Regions from separate parts of the Homo sapiens genome. Here regions 1, 2, 3 and 5 are each linked to region 4. A link is a loop called in an ENCODE intact Hi-C map of the cell type or tissue named here. Cell type or tissue: B cell. All regions are shown on one strand. Links, peaks and the distances in the headings refer to the core of each region. The heading gives the core; the rest is flanking DNA. Region 1 overlaps POU2AF2 (POU class 2 homeobox associating factor 2). Region 2 overlaps ALG9 (ALG9 alpha-1,2-mannosyltransferase). Region 3 has its middle 25 kb from the start of LAYN. Region 4 has its middle 12 kb from the start of PPP2R1B. Region 5 has its middle 16 kb from the start of SIK2.

The links. A loop is a pair of places that touch in the nucleus more often than their neighbours do. Peaks named below come from ENCODE experiments on the same cell type or tissue, not always from the same donor. Only the 100,000 strongest peaks of a DNase experiment are listed, where the experiment ranks them.
Region 1: a loop joins it to region 4, with 14 times the contacts of the local background. A loop is called at or near these places in 3 of 110 quality-filtered maps.
Region 2: a loop joins it to region 4, with 8 times the contacts of the local background. A loop is called at or near these places in 87 of 110 quality-filtered maps.
Region 3: a loop joins it to region 4, with 19 times the contacts of the local background. A loop is called at or near these places in 39 of 110 quality-filtered maps.
Region 5: it touches region 4 in a loop (19-fold over the local background); 42 of 110 quality-filtered maps call a loop at or near these places.

The regions. Positions count from the first base shown.
Region 1 is chr11:111,280,263-111,286,319 of GRCh38, forward strand. It overlaps POU2AF2 (POU class 2 homeobox associating factor 2), which reads left to right. Exons shown (of 5, transcript NM_198498.3): 3 at 1,136-1,178; 4 at 3,814-4,115; 5 at 5,391-6,057. The coding sequence ends at 5,792. Among named protein-coding and RNA genes, the nearest start is that of POU2AF3, 15 kb to the right of the region's middle. In B cell, for the core only: CTCF peaks have their summits at 3,186 (motif pointing right) and 3,393; DNase peaks (open chromatin) are centred at 3,189 and 4,029.
Region 2 is chr11:111,838,232-111,844,288 of GRCh38, forward strand. It overlaps ALG9 (ALG9 alpha-1,2-mannosyltransferase), which reads right to left. Exons shown (of 15, transcript NM_024740.2): 10 at 2,424-2,578; 11 at 18-168. Among named protein-coding and RNA genes, the nearest start is that of ALG9, 30 kb to the right of the region's middle. RefSeq lists an enhancer at 771-1,272. In B cell, for the core only: CTCF peaks have their summits at 3,426 (motif pointing left) and 3,628; a DNase peak (open chromatin) is centred at 3,390.
Region 3 is chr11:111,562,311-111,568,367 of GRCh38, forward strand. No RefSeq gene overlaps it. Among named protein-coding and RNA genes, the nearest start is that of LAYN, 25 kb to the left of the region's middle. RefSeq lists an enhancer at 2,652-3,155. In B cell, for the core only: CTCF peaks have their summits at 2,984 (motif pointing right) and 3,189; a DNase peak (open chromatin) is centred at 3,031.
Region 4 is chr11:111,774,873-111,780,929 of GRCh38, forward strand. It overlaps a transcript of ALG9 not described here. Among named protein-coding and RNA genes, the nearest start is that of PPP2R1B, 12 kb to the left of the region's middle. RefSeq lists a silencer at 2,514-2,673. In B cell, for the core only: CTCF peaks have their summits at 2,584 (motif pointing left) and 2,784; DNase peaks (open chromatin) are centred at 1,939 and 2,589; H3K4me3 peaks cover 801 bases; H3K27ac peaks cover 1,200 bases.
Region 5 is chr11:111,582,927-111,588,983 of GRCh38, forward strand. No RefSeq gene overlaps it. Among named protein-coding and RNA genes, the nearest start is that of SIK2, 16 kb to the right of the region's middle. In B cell, for the core only: CTCF peaks have their summits at 3,549 (motif pointing right) and 3,753; a DNase peak (open chromatin) is centred at 3,585.

The DNA.
Region 1 (6,057 bases), core at 703-5,702, 490 kb before region 4:
CTTCTTCCTCCACATGGATTCAGACAGTAAACATTGAAGTGGCCCTTCAGTGCTGAAGCCAAACACTAAGTGCATGTATGCACATACACACATACAGTAGGCGCCCCTTAGCCATGGTTTCCCTTTCTGAGGTTTCAGCTACTCATGGTTAACTGCAGTCTGAACATACTAAATGCGAAATTCCAGAAATAAACAATTTCTAGATCTTAAATGGCATGCCTTTCTCAGTGGTGTGATGAAATTTCATTCAGTCCCACTCTGTGCTGCCCAGGACTTGAATCTTACCTTTGTCCAGCCAATCCACACTGTCTACACCACCTGCCCGTTAGTGTCTCAGTAGCCGACTCAGTGATTGGATCACCTGTCTCTGTATGGCAGTGCTTGTGTTCAAGTCACCCTTATTGTATTTCACAATGGCCCGAAAGCACAAGAGTAGTGACACTGGCAATTTAGATATGCCAAAGAGAAGCCGGAATGTGCTTCCTTTAAATGAAAAAGTAAACGTTCTCAACTTAATAAGGAAAGAAAAAAAATGTATGCTGAGGTCAGACATTGGTATGGTAAGAACAAATCTTTTGTCTGTGAAATTGTGAAGAAGGCGAAAGAAATTCATGCGAGTTTTGCTGTTGCACCTCGAACTGCAAAACTGTGGCCACAATGCATGATAAATTCTTAGCTAAGATGGAAAAGGCATTGAGTTTGTGGGTGGAGGACATGATGGCAATCAGGTGTGGTGCTATCCTCAGTTTTAGGAACCCACTGGGGAGTCTTGGAACATATCCCTCGTGGGTAAGGGGAGGCTACTGGATATGCGTATATATAGTCACTTAATATATATTGGATGAGGGAATGTTAACTGGAACAGTAGAAGATGAAGGATAAATTACTACATTTCATCCAGCCAGTGCTTTCTGGCATGTTTATCAAAATGTAAAAGTGTGGTTGCTCTTTGTCCCTTGTAAAACTTTGTTCTATGGTACTTGAATTCTTATTCTCAGTTGACCTGAGGGTCAACCCAACTCCCCAGATAATACTTCTGAATATCATAAAACCAAGCTTATAAGGTGTATTCCTAATTTTTATTAAATTCAAACTTACAACTAAAGAAAACACTTGAATTCTGTTTACCTTCCAGGGCAGCGTCAGTTCCTCTCAGTCTCCATTTGTGCAGATGCCAGGTGAGTACTTTAATTCAATAAGCAATTATTCCCTTTTGAATTTAAATCAAGCATCTGGGCTTCCATTCTTTCATAACGACCTTACAACACTTCCAAAACTCTGCTCCTTTAAAATAGTTTTGTCTAAAATACAAAATCAGCGAAGGACAGAACTCATGCAGTAATTTCTGAATTTAAAATTCATTTTGTCTTGAAAGCAGCCCTTTTATCCCAAGCTTTTGGGGCAAAGGCAATATAAATTATGCCCTTGATACAGTTTTAAATTGTCTAAAGTTCTGACACCATGATCTGATAGATGAGGCATCTGCTTTCAAACAGAAAGGGGAAAGCCGTCTGCGAGCAGAGGGAGTCAGGCATTTGGTTCAGTATTTTGAATTCATTTCAATGCCTATGTCTCATTAAATACTCCTGTGGGGATGTAAAAGGGGAATTCCTAATAATACTGTTGGACATTCTTGTATAAACACACACCACACAGGCAAAGACAATCTCATTTAGTTCAACTCAGACGCGGCACATTCCCTAATAGTTTTATCACCTTCAGAGCTGGATAAGGGAAAGGAATAAGAGCAATCGAGGATCCCGAATATTTAAATGTCTGTATGTTGTTTCCCAATCATATATAGTGCCATTGAAATTTGGTGGCATCTCCTGCCTTCTACAGAAAAAAAAAAGAAAAATTTCCATAGCTTCTCTTTATCTAGAAATTATCCTTTCTCTTTGTACAGAGAAAATCCATGCTAAGAGAGCAGAGGCTTTTTTCTTCGTGGTTGTTTTGATTTGGAAATTGGGAGTATAGATGAGAGCCTGGAAACCTTGTTTTCATATTCTCAACCTTAACCGCTCTCATAAATATAATTTCATTGTATGAAACAGAACCTTATTTATTTATATTAAGGTTCAGCTGCACAGATTTTTTCCCAAGGAAGTATGCTTATAATGAAAACCCTAACTTCAGCTTTCAAATGCATGAGCAGGTTAGAAGTTATAGAATGTAAGATGAAAGTGAAGTGAGTGGAGTCGTGCCACAGGTTTTGATGGGGAATTTTGATTTCTTCTTCTGGATGAATAAATTCACATGCCATTCTTGAACACAATGTTATACTACTAGGTTTAAAGAAAATGTATAAGGCATGAGATCTGCCCCCTTGGGCTCGCAGGTTGACTGGAAAGATCATTGTGACTCAGGTGAAAGAGGAATGAGCATAATATAAAGTGCCACATCCTGTGGAACGGGCTGGAATTCTGTGTCTATAGAATCAGAAGCTCAGAAGTGGTCTGCTGCTGTGGTTGGGGTAAGGTAAGGAAGACAGGCACTTATATCTTCTCCCCAGTTCAGCCTTTTTGTGACCTATGACCTAAGGGTGTTGGTGTTAGCATTAGATCACACCCAAGGCCAGCTGGAACAATTAAACCATCAGTTTTATAGACCTCAAGTCTATGCCCTCAAACATGTTCTGAATGATCAGTGTTTTCTGCTACAACTGAGCTACGGGGTCAGAAAGTGTTGAGCAAACACACCTTTTTCCTTGGAAACCATTTCACTGCTGGGCTTACCTTAAATGAAGCTCTTATCAGTTTCTGTCCCTCCCTCTCTCCACCAAGGAAAACTTTTTACTTTTTTTTTTTTTTTTTTTGAGACGGACTCTTGCTCTGGGCGAGATCTCAGCTCACTGCAACCTCCACCTCCCGGGTTCAAGTAATTCTCCTGCCTCAGCCTCCTGAGTAACTGGGACTACAGCAGCTGTGATTACAGGCATGGTGGCCCAGCTGATTTTTGTATTGTTTTTAGTAGAGATGGGTTTTCACCATGTTGGCCAGGATGGTCTCAATCTCTTGACCTCGTGATCCGCCAGCCTGGGCCTCCCAAAGTGCTGGGATTACAGGTGTGAGCCACCGAGCCTGCACCACCAAGGGAAACTTTATGTAGCCGGCACTGTCTTCCTAAACGTGCTGGGCCCTGGTGAGTTGAGTGAAGGAGTCCATGAGGCCACAAGAGGGCAGCAAATAACATAAAACTCATCAAAACCCTAAAACTACAGGCCTCTAAAATTGGCTTCTGTGTGGCCATCTAATCCTAAAGAAAGTCATTTATTGATGTCTGCCAGGCGTGCGACCCAGTGTAAGGTCAATGTGTGAAGAATTAGAAGGCAGAGTACAGCCTGCCTCTTTGAGGTGGGGTTATATGTGTTACCTTATCCAGACATAGCGATCTCAGATAACAGGCCAGGAGCACCTCTTGTTAACAGTTCTATGTATATGGAGAGGTAGCTCCGATGTTGTGAAAAAGATGCTTCCTTGGTTAAAATATGAATGCCAAGAGATTATTTCATTTATGTCTTCCTAGCACAGCGCCGGTCACCGGGAAGGTACTCAGTAAATGTGAATGAATGAACAGACACGGTACTGTCTAAAATGAACTCACCCCTAAAGGCGACAATGTTTTCAAACGTTAGTTATTTGGGCTAATGCAGGAATATTTCACGCTTTTCAAGACATTTCTCTATTTCCATGTTAGCGTTGGAGTCAGGCACGCGTTAGTAACATCGTTTCCCAGGCAGAGACTCAGCTGCAACCGAGGCCTTGACCGCCCTGGGAGGAATTTTCTGCCCATGTGTTTTTCATTTGGCAACAGGTTCGCCGGTCACGTCAGGTTACTACGGTGTCAGAAGATCTTTCTTATCTGACTCAGACTTCCACAACAGTAAACAGTTTTCAAATGACGTCTACACCTCCAGCGTGGGGAAGCCGTTTCCCTGTGAGTCCTCCGCAGGGCAGAGCCATGCGGCTCTCCTGGAGCCCTACTTCCCCCAGGAGCCCTACGGAGACTACCGGCCTCCGGCGCTGACGCCCAACGCGGGCTCTCTGTTCAGCGCCTCGCCCCTACCGCCGCTCCTGCCACCGCCCTTCCCCGGAGACCCAGCTCACTTCCTATTTGTGAGTATGCAGAGACCTCGTGTGAGGGAGTAAAAGAGGGGCGAGGCTCGCCCTCTGGCCAGCCGCTGTGCTTGGCATCCGGGTTGAAGCCAGGTCTGGCTCACCCTGTAGACTCCAGAGGCTGCTTTGCAGCTGCCTAGAGATGCCAGGACACCCTCCGAGGGAGCCTTGTTCAAGGATCCCTGTTAGCCATGACAGCCAGGAGCGTCTACGCAGGGCTTGGAACCGGGAGGAATGTGCAGCAGGATTTATATCCATTTTGTTAATGCTCTACTGATATTGCCTGATGTTCCCCCACCCTGTTAGTGCCAGTCGTCATCATTCCTGCAGCCCCTAAGGAAGGAACACTGAAGCTGCATCTCAGACATGCTAGGCAGTAATGAGATGGATCATAATCTCCCAAGGAGGGTACATAGGGCTCCTCTTTCTTTCCAAGTCCCCTGCCTCCCCTTCCCCACATTTTTAGCCTAAAAATCCTTGTTCTCTCTCAATCCTTCCAAACAGGTGAGTTCATAAAGATCTGAAGATTGCTAATGCTCATAGAGAATAGTAAAGGTTTCTACCACAAAGTAATGAAGCTCTAAAGACAGGAGTTTAGACAAAAGGGAGAGGATGAGAATTCACATTATTAAGTATACTCTATGCCAGGAAATGTGATGTGTTCATTCAATACTTGCAACAACTCAGGATATATTTATGAAAGTCCCATTTTACAGATGAGCAATGTCGGGCTCAGAGTCAGGAGGAGCCACGAATGAATCCAAATCTTTCTAGCTCCAAACTTACGGGATTCCTACCTCTTTCCTCCTGCTTTAATGAGGACAGAGTGGGCTTCTCAGTCCCCTCAAAAATTCACCATGGAGTTGAAGGCCTACTCCGAGGAGTGGGCCAAGCGCTGACCTTCCCCACTGTGTAAATGGCATTCTAGGACCCAGACTAATGGGAGACTCAAAAAGAATCCAAGACAGAGTGCATTGCACACAGTAAAATGTTGCATACATGTGCATTTTATTAGTCTCACATTTCACTCATTTAATGTTGTCTTCTGGGAAAAGGAATCTCAATATCTATAGCAAATCTAATTCTAGAGTAGGAAGGGAGGAAAACTTTCACTGCTGGTGTCAAAAGCCGGAGAGAAGAGCAGCCTGAGAGCCAGGCTTCAGGCAGCAGAGAGAGGGGACGAAGGCTGCCCTGAAGCCACAGTCTGGCAGCACACAATGTATCATCAGAGTGTCACCTAGTGAATAACCTCCGTGGCCTTTCCATTCTCCTCAGAGGGACTCATGGGAGCAGACGTTGCCTGACGGTCTCAGCCAGCCTGACCCTGTGTCTGCCGATGCCCTGCTGACCTTGCCACCCAGCACGAGTTGCCTCTCCCAGCTTGAGTCCGGGAGCATCGCCCAGCACAGGGGCTCAAGCTGGGGGTCATCCCTGGCTGGGGCTCAGTCATACTCGCTGCATGCTCTGGAAGATCTGCACCACACTCCGGGGTACCCTACCCCGCCTCCTTACCCCTTCACCCCTTTCATGACGGTGTCAAATGACCTACCGCCCAAGGTGGGGCCACTCTCCCCAGATGAGGAAGCAGACACCGGTTCCCTCCATGACCCTTCCCCTTGGGTGAAAGAAGATGGGAGTATTGCCTGGGGGTCATATGAATGCCGCAGAGCTTATTGAGGGGAGGGCCAAATGACTTCTGGGTTTTTCTTTAACTTGAGGTGTATTCCAAAGATTGTTTTAGGTGTGTCAGCCCATTCAGGACTGGATTTTCAGAATAAGCCTCAATGCTGCTCTTTGTTAGTGGACGAGGGCATTTATTTGTAATCCTCTCCACTGTAACCCCACTGAAATAAAACAGAATGTTAATTAAATGTGTCAGAGACCGTATTCTAGTAAGATAACCTTACAATGTGGTCTTTTTGGAACTGTTGTAACCCATTAC
Region 2 (6,057 bases), core at 307-5,306, 63 kb after region 4:
ATTCTTAGAAGATCTACCTCTGAACAGTGCCACAGAGCGAGAAAATGACAAGAGCCCAAACAGGAAGACAGTTCCTAATGCCAGCCAATTCGATGTCACAGTATAGTGCTCCAGGCGATATCGTTGAAACACAAAGTGGTAACATTTCTGGAAGTACAGAAAACTGTGCTGATAAAAGAAAATATAATTTGTAGAATATACATAATTACAAGACATCACAGTAACATCAAGAGCGAAGCCAAAAAAGAGGTTCTATTAGGGATCTGAGCATTTGCCAACAGTGAGGTACCTACTCCAAACTCTAAGATAAAAGCCAACTCCTCTAAGACTACCTGTAGTCTTGGCCAGGCAGAGGGCTTGCCAACAATAAAATCTCACTAGCTTCATAGGAAAATTATTTGAATATTTTGCTAGCATTTATAGTCCTAATAAGTTATTTTTTTTAAATATTTAAGCAATGCTTTTTTGGTAGTTTTGATATATAAAGTATTCCAATTTGTTTTTGATATAATGAGTACTAATCTTTACTATCAAAGTTTTTATCAAAGCTATTAGTATCAAAAAAAGGTCTCATGACCAAATAAGAAAAAAGAATTCCCCTTATAGAACACTAGGAACATGCTCTTAATTATATGCTGAATGACTTTACAAACTAGATGAATATAATATAAACACACATGCATGAATTCTGCTGTCTTTGAGTACCTTCTACTCAGACTTCTTCCCTTCCTTCCTTCCCTTCTAGACAGAAACTACTTACAGAAAGCAATTTTCCAATATATAACAAATGGCATAAATCTGTTTGAACCTTTTTCATATTTTTTGGAATCTATCCTGAGGAATCAATCTAAATATCTAAATGAAGATATTTATCCTAGCATAATACTGAATAAATGAGCAACCTAAATTCTACCATGAATTATATCCAATAATTACATTATATAAAGTCAAGTCAATATATTACATATTACATAATAATGCTATATATTATATCCAACTCAGAACATTCTACAGCTACTAAAATGATAAGCACAGAGAATGTTACAATATTAAATTAAAAGGGATATAAAGTGGCTGGGTGCGGTGGCTCACGCCTGTAATCCCAGCACTTTGGGAGGCCGAGACGGGAGGATCACAAGGTCATGAGATCGAGACCATCCTGGCTAACACAGTGAAAACCCCGTCTCTACTAAAAATACAAAAATTAGCCGGGCGTGGTGGCGGGCGCCTGTAGTCCCAGCTACCCGGGGGACTGAGGCAGGAGAATGGTGTGAACCCGAGAGGCAGAGCTTGCAGTGAGCCGAGATTGCGCCACTGCACTCCATCCAGCCTGGGCGACAGAGCAAGATTCCGTCTCAAAAAAAAAAAAAGGGGGGGGGGGATATAAAGTTACATGTATACTTATTATTACAACTATAACAAACCTTGGTATATGATATACAAAAATGCTGGGAGGAGTTTTTGTTAGGTTAATGTGACTAATTTTTCTTTTACTACTTCCTAAATTATCTGCAATAAAGTTCAATTACTTTTATAATTAAAATTATTTTTTAAAACTATCACCTAATATTGATGAACCTTGAAAACATTATGTTAAGAAAAGCCAGTCACAAAAGACCACATATCATATGTTTCCATGTATAGGAAATGTTCAGAATAGGCAAATCTATAAGAACAGAAAGTAGATTAATGGTTACTTAGGGCTGGTGAGAGATGAGAAAGGGAATGGGGGAACAATAGCTAAAGGGTACAGGGTTTTTGATCTAAAACTGACTGTGGTGACAACTGCACACATCTGTGAATAGACTAAAAACCACTGAATCATACCCTTTAAATAGGTAAACTGTATGGTTTGTGAATTATATCTCAAAAAACCTGTTAAGAAAAAAACCTATCATCCTAATTATTTTTTTTCTGCCAACTGCAAATGGTAGCAGAGGGCAATACAGGGTTCTGAGGCTACTGAAGCCGTAAGTACAGAGATATTCAAACAGAGTTAAGATGAGCTCTGCCAGAGAATTGACCTGGGCAGGTTTTCAACCAGGATTACAAAGTGCCCCATACTGTGAACTGCCTGCTGTGATCCCAAACTCTTGAGCAAGTTTTGTTATGATCTAGCAGTTCAAAGAGCAGACATTCCATTACTTCTGCCACAGAATGGAATTCTGCAATTGGATTCCTGTTGGTAACAGAGGCAAAGTAACACACAAATTAACACTGCAAACATGTAATCAGCAAATACAAGTATGGTAAACAGCTAAGCAATCAATATAAGAAGGTTTAATAATATGATCTATATCAGGTTTAATGTTATGGATAAAATATCTTAGGTGGAAGCATTCTGTAATTTGCACTTAAGTTTGTGAGCAATTATTTAATAAGTAAAAAAGAATGAGGCAGATACACTTCTCCCTGAAACTCACCTGAAGTGCAGAGAGAGCCACAGCGCCACAGAGACATATAAGTGGATACACAGGGAAAAGAAATCTCTCCTCTTTGTGAGGCTGGATGAAGAAAATTATAAACCAAATATACATTGGAGCCAAGGTAAGCCAATACGGGTGGCCTAAATTCTGAACTGCAAGACACAGAAAAATACCCATCTTTCATTATATTAGAACAAAACAACATATTTAGTTTTAGTGTTATCTTGATCTCAAATTTAGGAGTATGCCCTAGGACACTCCATAGAATGTTTCTACTCTTGTATTCACACTTTCTCCAATGCCATAAAGGCATCAAAAGGAGAGAAGAATATACTCCTTAGCTCTCCCAAGAGATCTAAACTCTAACAACAAGCACAATACTAGATTTGGTTAGGACACATATAAATGTCAAGTTAATGGCTAATAGAACTTAATAAATTCTACGTTAGATGAAGGAAAAATAAGCCGTCTCCTTTAATGAGTCCTGCCACTAAGACGAAAAGTTCCTGAGTTTAACCAAAAGCATAACATAAATTCATTTCTGGGGTTTTAATTCCAATGTTCTGTTTAATTGGTGTCTCTTATCTATACACCAATCAGTCTGTTCAAATAGCCATGGATCAAAGGAAAACAAAATTGTTGGATTCTCAAATTCATTACTGGTTTTCATCAAGCCACAAATGACGGAGTTTGTTTCAAGGCAAACATAAAAATGCTCTTAAAGGAAGTTCAGTGATTGTTTTCTCTCCATTTTGCAATACTCATCCACTCCGGATCCCCAAATTGGAACAAAAATGTACTTAAAGCATGTGAAAGAATTAAAGGAATGTAATGAACACTAAAACCCAAGAACCTGCTGGAAAGTTCCCGTGGTTAGGTACATGAGAAATGAGAGATAAGCCTGCAACCCACAGTGAAGGCATCTCCTACTGCGTTTACAGGAGTGATAATGAGCAACGCAAATGCGGGCAAATGGTAGATAGACAGCGCCCCCTGGTGTCCACCATGTTAACAGTAAGCCAGTTTACAAGATCAGGATTATCGTCAAGATCCACTTTAGCTATGCCTAATTTAGCATTCCTAGGCTATCACTTTCACTGTAGAAATTCTTTAAGGATAAAAATTCTTGAACTACAATAACAAGATTTTGTTTCAACTTTTGCTCTAAGACATTATGGGATTTTAGATAATAATTTAGAATATATACCTTTCTAGGTAGTATATTTTAAGGGGGAGGTTTTTTGTTTTTTGTTTTCTGAGACGGAGTCTCTCTCTGTCACCCAAGCTGAAGTGCAGTGGCACAATCTCGGCTCACTGCAACCTCTACCTCCCAGGTTCGAATGATTCTCCTGCCTCAGCCTCCTTAGTAGCTGGGATTACAGGCATGCATCAACACACCAGGCTAACTGTTGTATTTTTAGTGGAGATGGGGTTTCACAGTGTTGGTCATGCTGGTCTTGAACTTCTGACCTCAGGTGATCCACCCGCCTCGGCCTCTCAAAGTGCTGGGATTACAGGCGTGAGCCACTGTGCCTGGCCTAAGGTGGGGTTTTTTAATTAGAAGAAAATAAATCCACTTATTGTCCACAAGTAAACAGTCCTTTTCTCTTCTGTACCTTAAAGGCTAACGAGTAATCTTTTTTTAATAAGGCAAAAAATTTTGAAATGTCCTCCATAAAATATACAAAATCACAACCACAGCTAGATATGATGAAATCAAGAGTAATTTCTTTCCTGCTTCTTAATAATTTTCTATGGTTTGGGGGACTTTTTTTTTCTCTTGAGACAGGGTCTCGCTCTGTCACCCAGGCTGGAGCATAGTGGCACAACCATGGCTCACTGTAGCCTTGACCTCCTAGGCTTAAGCAATCCTCCCACCTCAGCCTCCCAAGTAGCTGGGACTACAGGTGTGCATCGCCATGCCCGGTTAATTTTTTAATTTTTTTCGTAGTGACAGGGTCTTGCTATCTCACCCAGGCTGGTCTTGAACTCCTGGGTTCAAGCAATCCTCCCACCTCGTGCTCCCAAAATACTGGGATTATAGGCATGAGCCACTGTGCCTGGTCTTTTTTCTCTTAAAAAAGTATTGGTTCTATTCTAAAATCACATAAAAATATAAAGAAAAAAACAGAAAATGTTTTCTTACTAGGTAGATATGTGCATACATTATGCATTTTAAACCAATATTTTATACTTAAAATTTTATCATACTGTAGAGAACAGCTTAATATCCTGTTTTTTTACTGACGTTACAAGCATTTCCAAATTTTCCACAAGCATAAATAATTATTATTGTTGTTTTTAAAAACAGAGACACAGGTCTCACTATGTTGCCCAGAGTGGTCTCGAACTCCTGGGCTCAAGCAATCCTCCCACCGTAGCCTCCCGGGCAGCTGGAACTATATGCACGTGCCACTGCTCCCAGCTATCATAAATTATTTTTATAGTCAGAAAAATAGCTATTTTCAAAAAAAGAAAAAGTGATCCTTAAGAAATAGAAGGGATAGAGGAATAAGTTAACACCTCAAGGGAGCAAACAGCTGAGTCTAAAATGTGGGACATTATGCAAGATGATGGCCTGGTTTCTTTAAAGAAATCTTCGAAAGAAAAAAAGTAAGATGGGGGTCTTCTTAAAAAGCTTAAGAAATATAACACTAAATTCAGTACGTGACCCTTGTTGAGATTCTGCTTTAAACTAACTATAAAAGGCTATTTTTCAGACAATCTAGGAAATCAATGGGTATTAGATGATATTAAGAAATTACTGATAATTTTATTAGGATAATGGCATTATGGCTACGTTGAAACAAAAGTCCTAACACCAAAGAAAAGTGACTCTGAAGGCTGCTCTAATATTCTTATAATACAACGAACTCATTATAAACCATTAATAGTAGAAAAGCAGAATGGAGGTGGGATGGGGGAACTGATCATATGGCATCCAAATCAGACTGCAAAGTCTGAAATTAAATCTTTTTCCAAACCTCATATGAATTTCTGTTCAAATCTGTCTTCCATAAAAGAAATGAGAGGCACTAGATATCCAGAGCCACGACAACTTGAGAAAACACCAGCTGTGCACTACAGAATCAGAGCAAGCAAAGCAAACGACAAACCAAACTTTCTCCAATAAGGCAGACACAGAAACAAAAAGGAACAAAGAAAAGCATCATGCTTCTGAGGAAGTCCAAAGCTTCCCTTACTTCACTATCAAATTTGGGGAAATCCCTGTATGGTTCAGATTTTATACTTTCGTTTGAAGTACTATCTCGTGGATTACCTTAAGCAACCTATCAGGTTAATATACACTTCTTTAAAAGATAGAAAACTCAAATAGGCTTGTTCTCTTCTGAGATTTTTTTTGAGATGGAGTTTTGCTCTTGTCGCTCAGCTGGAGTGCAGCGGCGCAGGGTCTTGGCTCACTACAACCTCTGCCTCCTGGGTTCAAACGATTCTCCTGCCTCAGCCTCCCTAGTAAGTGGGATTACAGGCATCCACCACCATGTCTGGCTAATTTTTGTATTTTTAGTAGAGATGGGGTTTCACCACGTTGGCCAGGCTGGTTTTAATTCCTGACCTCAGGTGATCCACCCGCCTCGGCCTCCCAAAGTGCTGGGATTACAGATGTCAG
Region 3 (6,057 bases), core at 394-5,393, 210 kb before region 4:
CACTCATGCTTGAACTGAGGACCCACTGTTAATCTATAAAGGGAGTAAGGTTGTAATCAGAACAGACCCTCAGCATCTTCCCTTCCCTTTTTTCATTAATGTGTTGTCTCTTCTGGGACCTAGAGATCTCTTCTGTGTTTGTACACAGCCAGTCTTACCCTGCATTTTAATTATTCACTTTCTTTTTCCTCCTCAGGTTTACTAGCCTGAGTTTACCCAACTCCATTTCTATCTCTAATAATTGCACTTCACTTATGTAACAAATATTTGCTAAATGTTAAGGGTTTGCTATGTTCCCGTTGAGCTTGAGCTTATTCATTAAGCTAGTATCATATGGAAATTTAGTAAGTTTGTTTCATAATTGCTATGATTTGAATGTTTGCCCCCTTCAAAACTCAGGTTGGCCAGGCATGTTGGCTCATGCCTGTAATCCCAGCACTTTGGGAGGCTGAGGCAGGAGGATTGCTTGAGCCCGGGAGTTCAAGACCAGGCTGGGCAACATAACGAGACCCCGTCTCTACAAAAAATAAGAAAATTAGCTGGGTGTGGTAGTGCATGCCTATAGTCCCAGCTATGCAGGAGCTGAGGTGAAAGGATTACTTGAGCCCAGAGGTCAAGGTTGCAGTGAGCTCTGATCATGCCACTGCACTCCAGCCGGAGTGACAAGTGACATCCTGTTTCAAAAACAAACCAACCAAGAAAAAAAGACAAAAAAAACCTCATGTAGAAACTTATTCCCCAATGTGGCAGTATTGACAGGTGGGGTCTTTAAGAGATGATTGGGTCATGAGGGCTTTGCCCTCATGGATTAATGGGTTTTCACAGGAGTAGGACTTGTGGCTTTATAAGAAGAGGAACAGAGACCTGAGCTAGCACCCTCAGGCCCCTCACCGTGTTACGCCCTGCGCTGCCTCAGGACTCTATAGAGAGTCTCCACCAGCAAAAAGACGCTCCCACATGCAGCCCCTCAACCTTGGACTTCTCGGCCTCCAGAACTATAAGAAATACATTTTGTTTCTTTATAAATTACCCAGTTTTAGGTATTCTGTTACAAGCAATAGGAAATGGACGAAGACAACCATTTAAAACCGTATTTCCCAACCTTTTTTTCCACTGTGACACACATGACAGATAAAATGTATGTATCAGACAACCACTTTGGTCTCTTTACTCGACAAGCATTCCTGTTTGTTTGTTTGTTTGTTTGTTTTTTGAGACGGAGTCTCGCTCTGTTCCCTAGGCTGGAGTGCAGGGTCATGCGATCTTGGCTCACTGCAGCCTCCACCTCCTGTATTTGCAACTTTTCTTAGTTTGAAATTCTTTAAGGAACAGCATCTGCAAACACAGGTACTGGAATGGTTGGTAACATATTACTTGCAGCACACCTTCCATCTAAGCTCAGCACACAGGGGTTTGCCATGATGTTGGAGTTGAGAGCATCTAAAAGCCTCTGATCCAAGATAAAAATAAATCATTAGTAAAGCTGTCAATCAGTACCCAAGCCCCAGGCTCAGGCCCAGGACCCCAAACCCCACCTTTGTCATTTCCTTGCAGGCTACAGGGAGCCATGTGAGCCACCCCACAGAAGTGAATCCGGAGATTCCTTTCCTCCACAGTTTCCCATCCCTCCCCTGTGAGAACGCAAATAGGTTGTGTGATCTAAGGTGACTTCCAGTTCTAAAATTATTCAATATGATTCTTTTTCTAATTTGTTAAGCATGTTATGCCCACATTACTTCTGAGCTTGTAGTAAGACACACCTAATGGTGGATAGCAAACTGAAGACAGAAGTGTCAAATAAGGTCTAGGAAACTGCAAGCCCAGAGATGGAGAAGCAACAAAGCCAATTATTCTGTACAGCCCCTTCCTTCTTTCTTCCAAAGAACAGTAAATGGTAACTAATGGCTAAAGAATCTTAAGTTATTCTTGAATCTTGAATTTGAACAGCAGAAAGAAATAGTGACTAGAATGAGTCTTTAGAGCCGGGGCACCAGGAGAAACTGGTTTTTAAAACAGAATAATACCATGTATAGGCTGGAGGCAGTGGCTGTAATCCCAGCACTTTGGGAGGCCAAGGCAGACAGATCACGAGGTCAGGAGATCGAGACCATCCTGGCCAACGTGGTGAAACTCCATCTCTACTAAAGATACAAAAATTAGCTGGGCATGGTGGCACGCACCTGTAGTCCCAGCTACTGGGGAGGCTGAGGCAGGAGAATCGCTTGAACCTGGGAGGCAGAGGTTGCAGTGAGCCGAGATCACACCACTGTACTCCAGCCTGGTGACAGAGCATGACTCCGTCTCAAAACACACACACACACACACACACACACACACACACACACACACACACACACACACACACAAAATAATACCATGTATGACAAGGGTCCCCAGCCACCAGGCCAATGACTGGGACCCATCCCTGGCCTGTTAGGAACCGGGCTGCATAGCAGGCAGTGAGCAAGCAATACTGCCTGAGCTCCGCCTCCTGTGAGATCAGTGGCAACATTAGATTCTCATAGGAGTGCGAACCCTATTGTGAACTGCGCATGCGAGGGATCTAGGTTGTGTGCTCCTTATGAGAATTGCTGGCTCACGCCTGTAATTCCAGCACTTTGGGATTCCAAGGTGGGCAGATCACCTGAGGTTAGGAGTTCGAGACCAGCCTGTCCAACATGGTGAAACCCCATCTCTACCAAAAATACAAAAATCAGCCGGGCATAGTGGCTCATGCCTGTAGTCTCAGCTACTTGGGAGGCTGAGGCAGGAGAATTGCTTGAACCAGGGAGCCGGAGGTTGCAGTGAGCCAAGATCGTGCCACTACACTCCAGCCTGGGGGACACAGCGAGACTCCATCTTAAAAAAAAATTGAAAAAAATAAATAAAATATATATATGTAGGATCAAGCAGAATTCACCATTGCTTGACAGCATTGGTGTATTAGGGAAAAGGCCTGTCAGCATTTTTGCCTGATGCAACTTTGCCAGGAAGTTCGAGGCTGCTTTGTTTTCACCACCAGGTGGCAGTATTAGGCTGGCATAGAAATTTTACCTAATTATAATGACCAATTTCTGGCAAGCAACTGCAAAGAGAAAGGGAGGTAAAGATATATGGAGAAATAAGAAAATACAATGCAGGTGAAAATCCTGGGTTCTGGAATCAGGTTGTTGAGTTTCTAAGTCCTATTACTGCTACTTACTGGCTGTGCAATCTTGAACAAACTACATTATTTAACCTCGGTTTCCTCATCTCTAAAATGAAGATAACATTACCTACCTGGAAATGCTGCTATAATAAAAATCACAAAATATGCATAAGGTGCTTGATGCATTTTGTGGGTTGAATTTCATCCATCACCACCACCCCCCTCAGAAAAAGTATTGAACTCCTAACCCCAAATCCCTCAAAAATGTGACCTTTTTTGGAAATAGGGTCATTTCGGATATACTTAGTTAAGATGAAGTCATTAGCATGGAACCCTGTTCCAATGACTGGTGTCCTCAAAAAAAAAAGGCAATTTGGACACAGAAATGCATACAGGGAGAGCGCCATGTGAAGACGAAGGCAAAGATCATGGTGATGCTTCTACAAGCCAAAGAATGCCAAAGATTGTTGGCAAACCACCAGAAACTAGGCAAGAGGTGCGAAACAGATTTCTCTTACCGTCCTCAGAAGGAACCAACCCTGCTGACATCTTGATCTTGGACTCGTACCCTCTAGAATGATGAGAAACCATTTCTGTTGTTTAAGCCACCCAGTTTGTGGTACTTTGTTATGGCAGCCCAAGCAAACTAATAGAACAGATAAGCCCTCATTAAATACTAGCTAGTATTAGTCCTGTACTCTTTTAATCTAATTGTACTGAGACAACAATACTGTTTTTACTGTAAATTATAGCTCACTTTCCAGCTATCATGGGTTTATATATCCTGCCCTCCCCCACAAAATCATGGCATTCTGTGGAGTGACAGAGGGCAAAACCAGGGCAGACATGAGAGTCACAGGGAGGGGGATTTCCATGACACGCAGGAGGATGCCTGCTTACAACAAACACTGTAAGACCTTCACCCCTCCAGGGGCTCACGGAGAGACCATGTGAGCCCTTGGGAGAAGGAAGGATTCCAAGCCCCCAGGTGCGAGTTTTCGCTGATCAATGTGCTACACGGAAGTGATATAGGTGCCGGCTCTTATTGCCAGAGGGCTCTTATTCCACCTGCTGGTGGAAAACAGGTTGGATGTCATAACCTTTAAAACCCCTTCATCTCATCTCAGTGCATACATTTCAGCCACTTTCTTTTGAACGTATAGAAGCTTGGAATAGAAAGTGGGCAGAGCAGGTTGGTGGTAGTTTGTTTCTTTTTCTTTGGTGGGATCTGGAATCCCTAACAGCTAGTTTTACTAAAGACTGAGATTGGCTAGGTAGGATTAAGGCTGAGGAACTGCCCCTAACCCCCTACCGCATGCCACACACCTCCTCACTATTTCATCACCACACCCCCAGCCTCCAAGGCAATGAATAAGAGTGTCGAATAAATTAGCTGGAATAGGCAGCTCTGAAAGTTACCACATTTGGCAGACAATTCATCCCAAATCTTCCCTTCCTCAGGCTCAAAAAGAGACTCAACCTTGCTGGGTAGGCTGGGTGCTGTCCACAGTTAGGGGGATTTGGAGCTGGTTCTATTGCACGTATGATAGAGAAAACAGGAGGGAATACAGTTGCCCTTCTCATTCTCAGGTTCTGCATCCAAGGATTCAACCAACCATGGATGGAAAATATTCAGAAAATACAAAGCAAAATGAATGCTAAGAAAAAGAAAAAAATTTTTAAAAAAGAGAGGAAATATTTGGAAAAAAAACCCAGAAAATGTTATGTTGTTACTGGAGTTCGGCCTAGATGGTTACATTTGTACTGAGCATATGTACAGTACAGGCTTTTTTTTTCTTGTCATTATTCCCTAAGCAATACAGTATAACAATTGTTTATGCAGCATTTACATCGTATTAGGTATTTTAAGTAATCTAGAGACGATTTAAAGTATACTGCATGTAGTGGCTCAGCCTGTAATCCTAGCACTTTGGGAGGCCAAAGCAGGAGGATTGCTTGGGCCCAGGAGTTCCAGACCAGCCTGGGCAACACAGAGAGACACCATCTCTACAAGAAAAAAAAAAAATAGCCAGGAGTTGTGGTGCACACCTGTGGTCCCAGCTACTAGAGAGGCTGAGGTGGGAGGATCAGTTGAGCCCGGGAGGTCGAGACTGCAGAGAGCTACGATTGCACCACCGCACTCCAGACTGGGTGACAGAGCAACACCTTATCTCGAAAAATAAATAAATAAAATAAAATATACAGCAAGATGTGGTTGTATGCAAATATTACACCATTTTATAACAAGGACGTGAGCATCTGTGGATTTTGGTATCCACTGGCCCTGGAACCAATATCCTGCAGATACTCACGGACAATTGTATTGCCTGCCAGGGTTGCCCCAAAAGTCCCACACCCAAGTTGATGCCACAAATTGCCTCTAGGGCAGACCCCCACTCTCAGGATGGATTGGAATTTTAACTAAAAGGAATTTTGGATATGATGGTCTTATTTGGATCCCGATTTGAACAAGCTAATCAGAAAAAGACATCTTGCGATAATTGGAAAAAATCTGAACATAAACTGAGTATTAGAGAAAATTAAAGATTTATTTTTGTTTTCATTAGGAGTGATAATGACATAGTGGTTTTATAAAAGATAAAAGGCCTTATCGGTTAAAGATGACAGTAAAATGACCCAATTTTGGCCAGGCGTGGTGGCTTATGCTTGTAATCCTAGCACTTTGGGAGGCCGAGGCAGGCAGATCATGAGGTCAGTAGTTCAAGACGAGCCTGGCCAACATGGTGAAACCTCGTCTGTACTAAAAATACAAAAATTAGCTGGGTGTGGTGGTGTGCACCTGTAATCCCAGCTACTCAGGAGGCTGAGGCAGGAGAATTGCTTGAACCTGGGAGGTGGAGGTTGCAGTTAGCAGAGATTGCGCCACTTCACTCCAGCCTGGGCAACAG
Region 4 (6,057 bases), core at 572-5,571:
CTCTGCTATATCCACAGGGTAGAGTCCAGATTTCTTTATTGTCTCTCATTTTTGTAGGCCTCTTATCACCATGTCGTTTTTTAAAAGAAAAAAAATAAAGAGACAGGGTCTCACCATGTTGCCCAGGTTGGTCTTGAACTCCTGGGCTCAGGCAGTCCTCTCCACTCAGCCTCTCAAAGTGCTGGGATTACAGGCATGAGCCACCACGCCCGGCCACTTATCATCATGTCTTGTACTAGACCTGGCCAACATAAATAGTAGATTTCAGCAGCTAGGCACACTGCCCCCAGGATCCAACTAGACAGAGGTTTGATTTAGCAACAGCAGGGCCAACTTAAAATATTCCTGTTCCCCTGAAAGCTTTTGCCCTTGGTCTCCCCTGAAGATGGTATTCTTCCCCACTTCCTTTTCTGATCTACTCAGCAGAACTGGTAGGAGAAAAGTCACAGGAGTAAGAAGGGACCAGTGCCAAGATCCCCTGGACACGAAAGTCACATTTCGGCAGAAATCCAGCTGGGACTGTAATCAGAAACTGGAATTTCCACTAACTTCTAGGATTTCAGGAAATCAACTCCCTCTCTGATTTAGCTATGTGGTTAAAATTAGCTGGAGGCCCCCAGTGTTCTAGAAAAGCCCCTACAAACACTTCATGTACCAGCTGCATACTGTTCTACTAGGACACTCTCCAGGCTGTGGTTACTGGAAGTGGACTAAGAAGGTGATAAAAAACTGAAACAAGTGCCTGTAGTCCCAGCTACTCAGGAGGCTGAGGCGGGAGGATCACTTAAGCCCGGGAGTTTGAGGCCAGCCTGGGCAACATAGTGAGACCCCATCTCTAAATAAATAAATAACTTATTTTTCATAAAGTGAAACAACTTTGACTACATCCTGTTCTCATCTCTGCCTACTGACTCCGTCTAGGTTCCCCCAACATATCATCCAAAAAAGACTGTAGACTTCAAAGAGGTTATGAAATAGGGACTATAAGTCACGGTTAAAAGAGCGGCTCAGGCGTCAGACTGCTTGGGTTTGAATTGCAGGTCTACCATTTTCTACCTAGGTGATCTTGGGCAAGACACTTAATAATATCTCCAAGCATCAGTTTCCCCATCTATAAAAGGAGGTTAATAATAGTTATTGACTTCATAAGGTTGTTGTGACGACTATGTGAGAAAAAAGCAACTTAAAGCATTCCTGACGTAAGTGGGGCGTGGTGCAGACACCTGCATTTCCCAGCCATCCAGGAGCCTAGGTGGGAGGATCACTTGGCCCAGAAGTTTGAGGCTCACTGCAAAATAAATAAATAAATAACAAAAAATAAATAAAAATAAAAATCTTGACATATAGTAAAGTTTAATATGTTAGCTATTATTCATGATTCCTCCACAGAGCAAATCTGACAATCTAGAGGGTGTATTAAAAAAACAAAAACCAAGGCTGGACATAGTGGTTCACGCCTATAATCCCAGCACTTTGGGAGGCTGAGGCGGGCAGATCACCAGAGGTCAGGAGTTTGAGACCAGCCTGGCCAACATGGTGAAACACCATCTCCACTAAAAATACAAAAGTTAGCCAGGCGTGGTGGCGTACCTGTAATCCCAGCTACTCAGGAGGCTGAGGCAGGAGAATCGCTTGAACCCAGGAGGTGGAGCTTGCAGTGAGACCAGATCATGCTACCGCACTCCAACCTGGGCAACAGAGCGAGACTCTATCTCAAAAAACAAAAACAAAACAAAACAAAAACCAAACCAACAAACAAAATACCCTCCTAAACCTAAAACCAGTACAGTCCCACATATTTCTAAGATTGAGCTCAAAGGAGGGTATCAGGAGTTAACAATCATGAAGAATAGAATCCCCTTCTATATCTGGCAGAGCTGACCTTGTTCGTTCCTCAAGGCCCAAATCTGGTCTAGGTGGTTACCCTACACTTTCAAAATGCAAATTCTACTTCCTTCTGTAAATGTGTGCTTTTCAACCCATGGCCTAGGCATGGGGAGTAAAGGTATTCTAAGGCCTTTCACTTTACTGGGCTCAGGCCCTGCTAAATGCTTCTACTTTCCCTTGAGTTACTGTGCCATGGATAATGAATTAGCATCTGAAGGACAGAACCTTGGACTTTGAAAAATCTTTTGAGTTGCTTTTGGCACTATCAATAAATTACCAGAGGTAAAGTTAGGACTTTGTATGTGATGTGGTTTGCTCATATTTGGAACCCTGAAAATGGGCAGATGGCTGGTAATTGCCACTAAGAGTAGCTGCTTCCTCCTCCCAACTAAACACATTTTATGTTACCTATGAACACCATCATAGTCATGCCAAACAGAACTGAAATTAGCTGAGAATTGACTTAAGAATCCTCGACCAGTAGGGAGTCACTGCTGTGATGGACAATTCACCCCTTGGTTAGTTACGGACATAATTTTCTCCAGGAAATTTTTGCAATTATAGCAATACAAGAGTGCAATGCAGAAATACAGATTCTAAAGAAATGCAATGAAGATATTTCAACTTACACTGGAATTACATCAAAAACTGACATGAACTAAATTGCTGGAGGGAAAGGAGGGCTGAGATTTTAGTGAGAATAGGATGCCCTCTGCTGGACATTAGGGAAGACTTATGACAGCATGGCAGACAAGGTTGCCTTAAGCTGTCAGAGACAGTGATACTTGGGAGTAAAACAAAAACAAAACAAGAAAACTTTGGCAATAAATTTACACTTTGGTGCTGTTTTCTAGAATATTCCCAGTAATCACAGACTATGAGAACACAAATATAAAAAAAAAATGCAAGGAAAGGGGTGAGTTTTAAAGAATCCATAACATTCTTTCATACATGTAGCACTGAAAAAACAGCCTTCTTTTCTACATACCTCCACAAATATTTCACTGGCAAGGAAAAAATGGGAGCACATTATAGGAAATACCAGGGAGGCTTAGAGACACAGTAACAGGGAGACAAGAAAGAGGTGAGACCAACTCCTGAATGGTACATGGTATCTTGTTGTTGGTTGAGTGAACACATTTCACGTCATTTCTCCCCAAATGAGATTAACCTTTGCTCTCGTGTCTGAGGGCAGTGGCAGCAGCTCAAGAGAAGCTCTCTCTGCAAAGACCAGAAGCAGACTAACAAAGGTAAAATAGGGTCTTTACTGTGCTTCTGTCAAATAAACAGAGCTACTTATATTTTAAAGCCAAACAAAGCAGGCTTCCCCAGTGCGTTGAGTAGAAGGGCTTAATATTCACACCTTCTTTTTTTTTTACACCCATTGTTCTACTCAAGGCAGCCATAGGTCCTTACCTGAGCAGGCCAAGTAGTGTCAAGCAATAAGGTTGAATCTGAAGGCCAGGCAGTATTCCTGAAGGGCAAGTCGGCCTGCTCAAGCCTCTTCTACCACCTGATCAATCATTCAATCAAATGACACTGAATAGGTCTGCAATTGCCAAAATTATAGTCATTCATTCTTTTTTTCCAGATGAGTTGTCATTCAGTGTACTGAGATGAGAGGATCAATGGGAAGAGAACTACAGTTAATTATTAACATCCATTAGCGTACTTCAGTATCATATTAGTTAATTGTTTCCCAGAAAGCAGGGCCCAGAGGGAATGGGAGAGAGGGCAGGTAAGGTTTGATGGGCTGGAGTAGACAGAGAAATAGGTCTGTGGTGGGGAAGAGGCCTAGATGAAGGCCTGGGTAACCAGGAGTCACAATTAGAAAAGGACACCAAATATGTTGCCTGTTTAATTACCTTTGATTTTTTGGTGTGATTGTTAGTCTCTCAGTCTTTATCCAGAGCAGTGGTGTTCAACTCTAGCTACCTGTTAGCTAGATCACCTGGAGAGTTTAAAAAAAAACATAATGGATGCCTGGGCCCACCCTCGACCACAAACTCAGAATTCCTGGGTGGTCAACCAGATAGTGGCAATTTTCTTTTCTTTTCTTTTTTTTTTTTTTTGAGACAGAGTTTCGCTCTTGTTGCCCAGGCTGGAGTGCAAGGATGCTACCTTGGTTCGCCGCAACCTCCGCCTCCCAGATTCAAGCGATTCTCCTGCCTCAGCCTACTGAGTAGCTGGGATTACAGGCATGCGCCACCACGCCCGACTAATTTTGTATTTTTAGTAGAGACAGGGTTTCTCCATGTTGGTCAGGCTGGTCTCGAACTCCCGACCTCAGGTGATCCGCCCACCACAGCCTCCCAAAGTGTTGGGATTACAGGTGTGAGCCACCGCGGCCGGCCAATAGTGGCAAATTTTTTAATGATCCCCAGATTCTGTCTCGTGTAGCTCCATTGGAGAACTGCTGCTTTACAGGTCACAGCTTCTTCAGCAGTGGGTACCAGGCTGTTGAAGCAGCTAACCAATCAACCAAAAACGCACGCCCTTCTCATTTGGCAACTTGCAATTCCCGAGTTAAGATGATCAGTCAAAGGCCAAGGGCACCACTTGTCAAATACAGTTTGTGCGAGAGTGAAGGTCAAGAGAGCTCTTGTAAGGCGAGTATGCCTGAAATCCATGGCTGAAGGTCTGCAAAAAACCCTTGTCAGAGGAAGTTTGTCACAAATCACCCAATCTTTTGGCTGTTGGGACCACCAAGAAGTTGCCTCATTTATATACTTTTCTTTCTTTTAATTATATATGTATATTTTTACATATAGAGGCGGGGTGGGGTCAAGCTTTATTGCCCAGGCTGATTTCAAACTCCTGGACTCAAACGATCCTCCCACCTCAGCCTCCCAAAGTGTTGGGATTACAGGTGTGAGCCCCCTCATCCAGCCAACTTACATACTTTCATCTCTAGGCATGTAATGACAGAACAAGCCCAGAAACCAGAGGCAAAACCAAAAACAAACAAAAAGCCCTACCACCTAAAGTATTTTATGAGAATTCACTGAAAAAAAGGGAAAAAAAAGCTCATACTCAGGTAAAATGTTATTTAAACCCAATTGTTAATTTTAACAGACTATTTATTCTACCAACCTACAACTGGAAATTCCCAGTCTTTCCTTGTCACTACAATTCCATAATCTCACATCCCTAATCTAAATTTCCTACATTATATTTCTCACGTGTTGGTTATCATTTGTTTAAATGTCAGGTCTATGCTGAATCCACAGCTGAAGAGAGCCAAAACAGCTTTCAGTTTTAAAATATCCCTTGCTACTTAATATTATTCAATCTGATGTATGGCTACGGTCATCTTGCAGCCAGACTTCCTTTTCCTAGCAGGACATGTAGCTGGTAGGGCCCGATCACCTCCTCACACCTGGAGGAGAGGCTTTCTGACCCAAACTTGTTCAGAAGGCCTCCTGGGCTAGGTCCGACCCTCTAAAAGCAAGTCACAATAGGAATATTCAATAAAGGTACCCTTTCTCTCTTTTTAGAAGCTACCCTTCTAAAATGCTTTTGTAAAGAAGCACTTGTATTTCAGGAGAATTGGCGAAATATAAACATTCATATCTTCCAAATTGCCCTTTTTGAGTACTACAGGCAGGATTTATAATTTGCCGTTTTTTTTTTTGTTTTGTTTTTTGTTTTTTTTGAGACAGAGTCTTGCTCCGTCACCCAGGTTAGAGTGCAGTGGCGTGATCTTGGCTCACTGCAACCTCCACCTCCTGGGTTCAAGCGATTCTCATGTCTCAGCCTCCCAAGTAGCTGGGATTACAGGCACCCACCATCATGCCCAGCTAATTTTTGTATTTTTGTAGAGATGGGGGTTTCACCGTGTAGGCCAGGCTGGTCTCGAACTCTTGACCTCAAGTGATCTGCCCGCCTCAGCCTCCCAAAGTGTTGGAATTACAAGCATGAGCCACCATGTCCGGCCAACTTGCCATATTTTCTATGGTCTAATCCATGCCAAGTTGAGAGCAACAGTTTGTACATTAGTCCCAGGTCTCTTTTTGCTTTTCTTTCTTCATTGTCAATAAAAATATACAGTACCAAAATGTTCAGGGAACCACGCTGAGCACCGGGAATACATAGCAGTGTGATGTGGTCTTTGCCCCTCATATGCCAACAATGGCCTTGCGAGACAGGGTCGCATGGTTTATATGTTAC
Region 5 (6,057 bases), core at 557-5,556, 190 kb before region 4:
TAGGCATACTAATCTGAACTCTTGTCCTAGTAAGTTGTTTATTATTTCTTCCAGTGCTTCCTAAACTTTTCCACTGAAGTACTGACAGAGAAGAATGAAAGCTACACAACACACACACACACACACACACATGCACACACACACGCACACACACACACACACACACCCCGGTGTGTACTCAAAGCCCTGGGAAAGTGACCCAAAGCAAAATTATTGGGAAATGCAAAATTTTTCCAAAGTCCTGTGTTTATCTTAAATATTCGTTCAAGTCCCACAACCTACTCTGTTTTTCTTAAAGAAACAGAAGTTTAAAAGGGCAATTGATATTCCAGAACATGCAGTATGTTTAACAAGGGCTTTGAGAAATCCCTTCCCCTCCCAAATCATGATATACCTCTTATAACCCCATTTAAGAAACCCAGATTGAGAAATCACTTATATAATAGATTTCTATTGCTCTGAGGTAGAATTCATACTCTTAAAAGTAGTTTGCCTTTTTAAAAGAAATCTGCATTCTATCTACTTATGAAGCATCTATTTTTTTTTTTGTTCTCATTTTAGCAAAATCACTAGTTGTTTCGGTTTTTTTTTTTAAGAGATAGTGTCTTACTTTGTCACCCATGCTGGAGTGCAGTGGTGCAATCACAGCTCACTGTAGCCTTGAACTCCTGGGCTCGAGCAATCCTCTCACCTCAGCCTCCTGAGTAGCTAGGACCACAGGTTTGTGCCACTACACCCAGCTATTTTTAAATTTTTTTGTAGAAATCGGGTCTTGCTATGTTACCCAGGCTGGTCTTGAATTCCTGGCCTCAAGCAATCCTCCCAACTCAGCCTCCCAAAGTGCTGGGATTACAGATGTGAGCCACCATGCCTGGCCCAGTTAAGTTGTAATAATCAAGATTTTCAAATAATTTGTGTTTTATCAACAGTAGTGATAAAAAAGATTAAAATTAAAATATACATCTATTCAAGCTGTATAAATTTTTATATTTTTATCAAAAGTATAATATAAATACAAAAAATTTTAATATGAAATTGTTTTTCATATATTGTTAAAAAGTTATCTTTTCTAAAATATTCAAAACCATCTATTAAAATTAAAAGGCAAAATATACATTAAAATTTGTAATTTTAAAATGGGGATACCACAGACTGCAAGCTTTTATTTTTATTTATTTATTATTATTTATTAATAATAAATGTTTATTAATATTTATTTATTTAAAAGGCTGGAGTGCAGTGGCACAATCTCGGCTCACTGCAGCCTCCGCCTCCTGGGTTCAAGCAATTCTCCTGCCTCAGCCTCCCGAGTGGCTAGGATTACAGGCACATGCTGCCATGCCCAGCTAATTTTTCCATTTTTAGTAGAGACAGGGTTTCACCATGTTGGCCAGGCTCGTCTTGAACTCCTGACCTCAGGTGATCTGACTGCCTCAGCCTCCCAAAGTGCTGGGATTGCAGGCATGAGCCACCGCACCAGGCCCAACATGCAAGTCTTTATGGCATTCAGATGCAGCCACCTGCTGTTTTGAGGACATAAGGCAAGAGATATGGAGAATGGTTTCCTGGGGCCTAACCAGTGTTAGTGGTAAGAGTGGACATTTAGGCTTATGGCCATGCTGTGTCAGTGCTGAATGCCAAACTGAGAGAGGGGTCATGTGCTCTTTAATAATGTGTGTGTGGGTGGGGGTGTTGTGGGTGGTTTGTGATATGCAGGGCCTTCTAAACCCGGGCAGTTTTCACTTGTCCCAGTCTGAGGACAGTCTGAAGTCTTCAGAATATGAATGCATCATGGAAAAGGGAAAGTGGTTTGACACCCCAGCCCCACCCCTTACCGCTCCAGAGAGCATACAGAGTTTACAAGATATTACCTGCCTACCCAGTGAAGTTAGTATATAAAGCAGATATGATTATTACTACTTTACAAATAAGGAAACTGTATTAGTCCATTTCATACTGCTATTAGAACTGCCCGAGACTAATTTACAGCAAGCGAAGGGGGAAGTGCCCTTTATAAAACCATCAGATCTCAGTCAGGTGCGGTGGCTCACACCTCTAATCCCTGCACTTTGGGAGGCTGAGGTGGGCAGATCACCTGAGGTCAGGAGTTCGAGACCAGCATGGCCAACATGGTGAAATGTAGTCCCAGCTACTCGGGAGGCTGAGGCAGGAGAATCACTTGAACCTGGGAGGTGGAGGTTGCAGTGAGCTGAGATTGCACCACTGTGCTTCAGCCCAGGGTGACAGAGCGAGACTCTATCTCATAAAACAAAACAAAACAAAACAACAACAACAACAACAACAACAAAAAACCCATCAGATCTCCTGAGAACTCACTCACTATCACAAGAACAGCATGGGGGATACCGCCCCCATCATCCAATTATCTCCACTTGGTCTCTCCCTTGACACATGGGGATGATGGAGATTATAATTTCCAAAGATAAGATTTGGGGGGGAACACAAAGCATGACCATATCAGAAACTGAGACACAAACTAAAATGAAGTGACTCTCCGCTGGTTAGCTAGCTACAACATGGTGGATCCAAGAGCAGAACTCAGGGCTCCTGGCTCCTTGCCCATAGAAGCTGGCTGCCTCGTGTCTCACTTCCTGATGCTCAAAGTTGCTACTATATTACTATAAGGATTTTGTGGTCAAGTAGTATGTGAGTTGAAAAGAATAAAAGAACCATATTGTTTAGCCCTCTTCAGTGTTTAGGGATCTGGAGGTTCAGAGGTGGAGGAAAAGGGAAGTCATTTTAATAGATGTTTTCTGAACCTGATCATTGAACTCCAACATCTGAGAATCAACATATCCTGAAATGTTTCTGGTCAAATAGTGATTATGGGCACAACAATAAAATTACTGTATTTAGTCTTCTGGTGCATGGTCAGCATCTTCTTTTATCCTTTTGATTTGGATTTCCTTGGGCTACTGAATGGGGATGTTTTCTGTTCTTACGTGGCAATTTGAGAGGGGTAGCTAAGTAGCATAATTGTTATTTACCATGTGGTATGCACTATTTGGGAGTTGGGGGCTGAACCTGACAGAAAATTAAATGTGATTTCTGCCCTCAAAAGTCCTCATTTTACTCTGATGAATAGATCTGACATGTAAACACAGGAAGGAGAGGAGAGCACTACTTTTAGGGGAAGTGGATAGAGAGATACACAATAAGACAGACCTCTGTGAGAGTACCTAATAAGTTTAATTGGATGATGAATTGAAGAAAATTAACAGATTATTTTTAATTTTTACTTTTGGGTATAAAGCAAAGGCTACAGATGCTGCCTCTAAAACTGATCTCCACACCTCCAATCTTATTCCTCCAAAGTTATGGTATAAGTTCAGTTATATGGCACCTGCCCACAAGCCAGATTTTTGGTGACATTTTATCTTCTTCACACAAAAAAAATATATATATACTCCTCTCTCTTTCCCACTGCCAACTCTCCTCTCCAGAAAGACTCAGGACACTAGAAATAAGTATCTTTGTTCACAGGGATGGATGGATGGATGGATGCCTATTTAGAAAAACATTTATGACAAAATGAGGCTGACCAGTAGAGGGGGCATGGGACTTACATTTGATGTTCTTTAAAGAACTAAGAAACAAAGGTGCTTTAGTGAGGTCACAAAGCAGAATTCATTAGGTGTGTAGCAAATTTACAACTGCTAGAAAAGTTTGTGAACGTTCTCTTTATATCTTTACATTCCTGTGTGGGCATATGGAAGAGGAACATTGTGCAGACTCCAGGAGTGAATCACTCTTGATCCAACAGTGCATGACATTTCTTACTTGAGCTCTCTTGCATTCAGATTCTTATTACTCAATGGTATATGTGTGACTTCATTTTAACACAGTTTTTTCCATTATGACACACATGTAAATTCCTCAAGTTGCTAAGGCACACTTTGTGTGGCAAAACATTCAAATGTTAGGTCAACTTTTACCTTCACATATCTAGAGATTGTTATCCTCAGCAATAATTGCTCTTAGTGGGTACCTTTGTGAGTAAAATGGTCTTAAGTGCCTGGGGGCCTAAACCTAATTGTTGAGACCCAGGACCTAGAGTCAAACAGATGAGACTTCAAATTCTTGATTCTGTCATATACTAGCTTCATGGACTTGAGCAAGTTACATTAACTCACTAAGCTTTGATCCATCTGTAAAAAGGGGATTATAGTAGTAATCAAAAATAGGATTGTTGTGTAGATTAATGATAACTAATAGTAAAAACAAAATATGGTTGGGATAGTTGATGTTTTTCTGCTCAAGTGCACAGATTATCTTTGATTCATGAAACACTGTTTTTCACTGGTACAAGCTTAGCACCCTTTTTGTTTGTTTGTTTGTTTGTTTTGAGATGTAGTCTCACTCTGTCGCCCAGGCTGGAGTGCAGTGGCGCAATCTTGGCTCACTGCAAGCTCCGCCTCCAACTTATAATTGTTGTTAGCTTATAAGCATTATAAGCTTATAAGCATGCCCGGCTAATTTTTTTGTATTTTTAGTAGAGACGGGGTTTCACCATGTTAGCCAGGATGGTCTCGATCTCCTGACCTCGTGATCCACCCGCCTCGGCCTCCCAAAGTGCTGGGATTACAGGCATGAGCCACCGTGCCTGGCCACTCTTTTGTTTTTATTTATATATACTTATGTACTTATTTATATATTTGCTTATTATGAATAAAAATATGAATACTTGTAAGCCAACCACCCAATATAAGAATTAGAATATTAACAATCATACAACCACCTATGAGCTTCCCCTCAATTCATTTCTCCACCTTCCCTTCCTTGAATCTCACATTTATGGATCTCATATTTGATTTTCAGAAGTTATTAATTTTAATATAATCAGATTCATTAATATTTTCTTTTATGGTTGGAGGCTTTTTTGTGTCCTTAATACTTCCCTAGCTCAAAGTCAGAAAGACATATATTTGCTAATAAAATTTATAAAATTTTACTTTTAACATTTAAGTATTTAATTTATGTGTTTATTTTTATATATGGTATGAGGTAGGGATCAATGTCATTTTTTCCATATAGATTTTTTTTTTGAGACTGGATCTTGCTTTGTTGCTCAGGCTGGAGAGCAGTGGTGCAATCGCAGCTCACTGCAGCCTTGACCTCCCAGGCTCAAGCAATCCTCCCACCTTAGCCTTCCAAGTAGCTGGGACCACAGGCACATGCCACCATCCCCAGCTAATTTTTTTGTAGAGATGGGGTTTCACTATGTTGCCCAGGCTAGTCTGGAATTCCTGGGCTCAAGTGATCCACCCATCTCATCCTCCCAAAGGGCTGGGATTGCAGGTGTGAGGCACTGCACCTGGCCTAGATAACCATTTTTTACAAGTCCATTTATTGAATAGTCCCTCCTTTCCCCATTGATCTGCCATACCACTTCTATCATATATCAAAATTCCATATATGGTCAGGCGCAGTGGCTCATGTCTATAATCCCAGCACTTTGGGAGGCCAAGGCTGGTAGATCACCTGAGCTCAGGAGTTTGAGACCAGCCTGGCCAACATGGCAAAACTCCATCTCTACTAAAAATACAAAAATTAGCTGGGCATGGTGGCACACACCTGTAGTCCTAGCTACTCAGGAAGCTGAGGCAGAAGAATCACTTGAACCTGGGAGGCGGAGGTTGCAGTAAGCCGAGATTGTGCAGCAGCACTCCAGCCTGGGTAATAGAGTGAGACTCCATCTCAAAAAAAAAAAAAAAAAAAAAAGAAAAAGAAAAAAAAACATATATACATGGGTCTGGTTTCTGAATTTAAAGTTTCATATATTTATTTCTGAACAAATCCCACACTATTTTTATATCCTATAGCACTATTTCCAAATATGATTTTCAAAGTAAATCCTGTTATTAGTAAAAAAAAACTAGATCAATAAACATTGTTTATTATGCTTGTTTTATATTTGTTAATTTTGTTAACCATCTGATCTAACATATTTGCTTCTGGTGGCATCTATAATCCAAGTTGTTGCTTTATTTTGAAGTAACTGTACTCCTGAGATGTCTCATTACTTTGGCCTGTGAG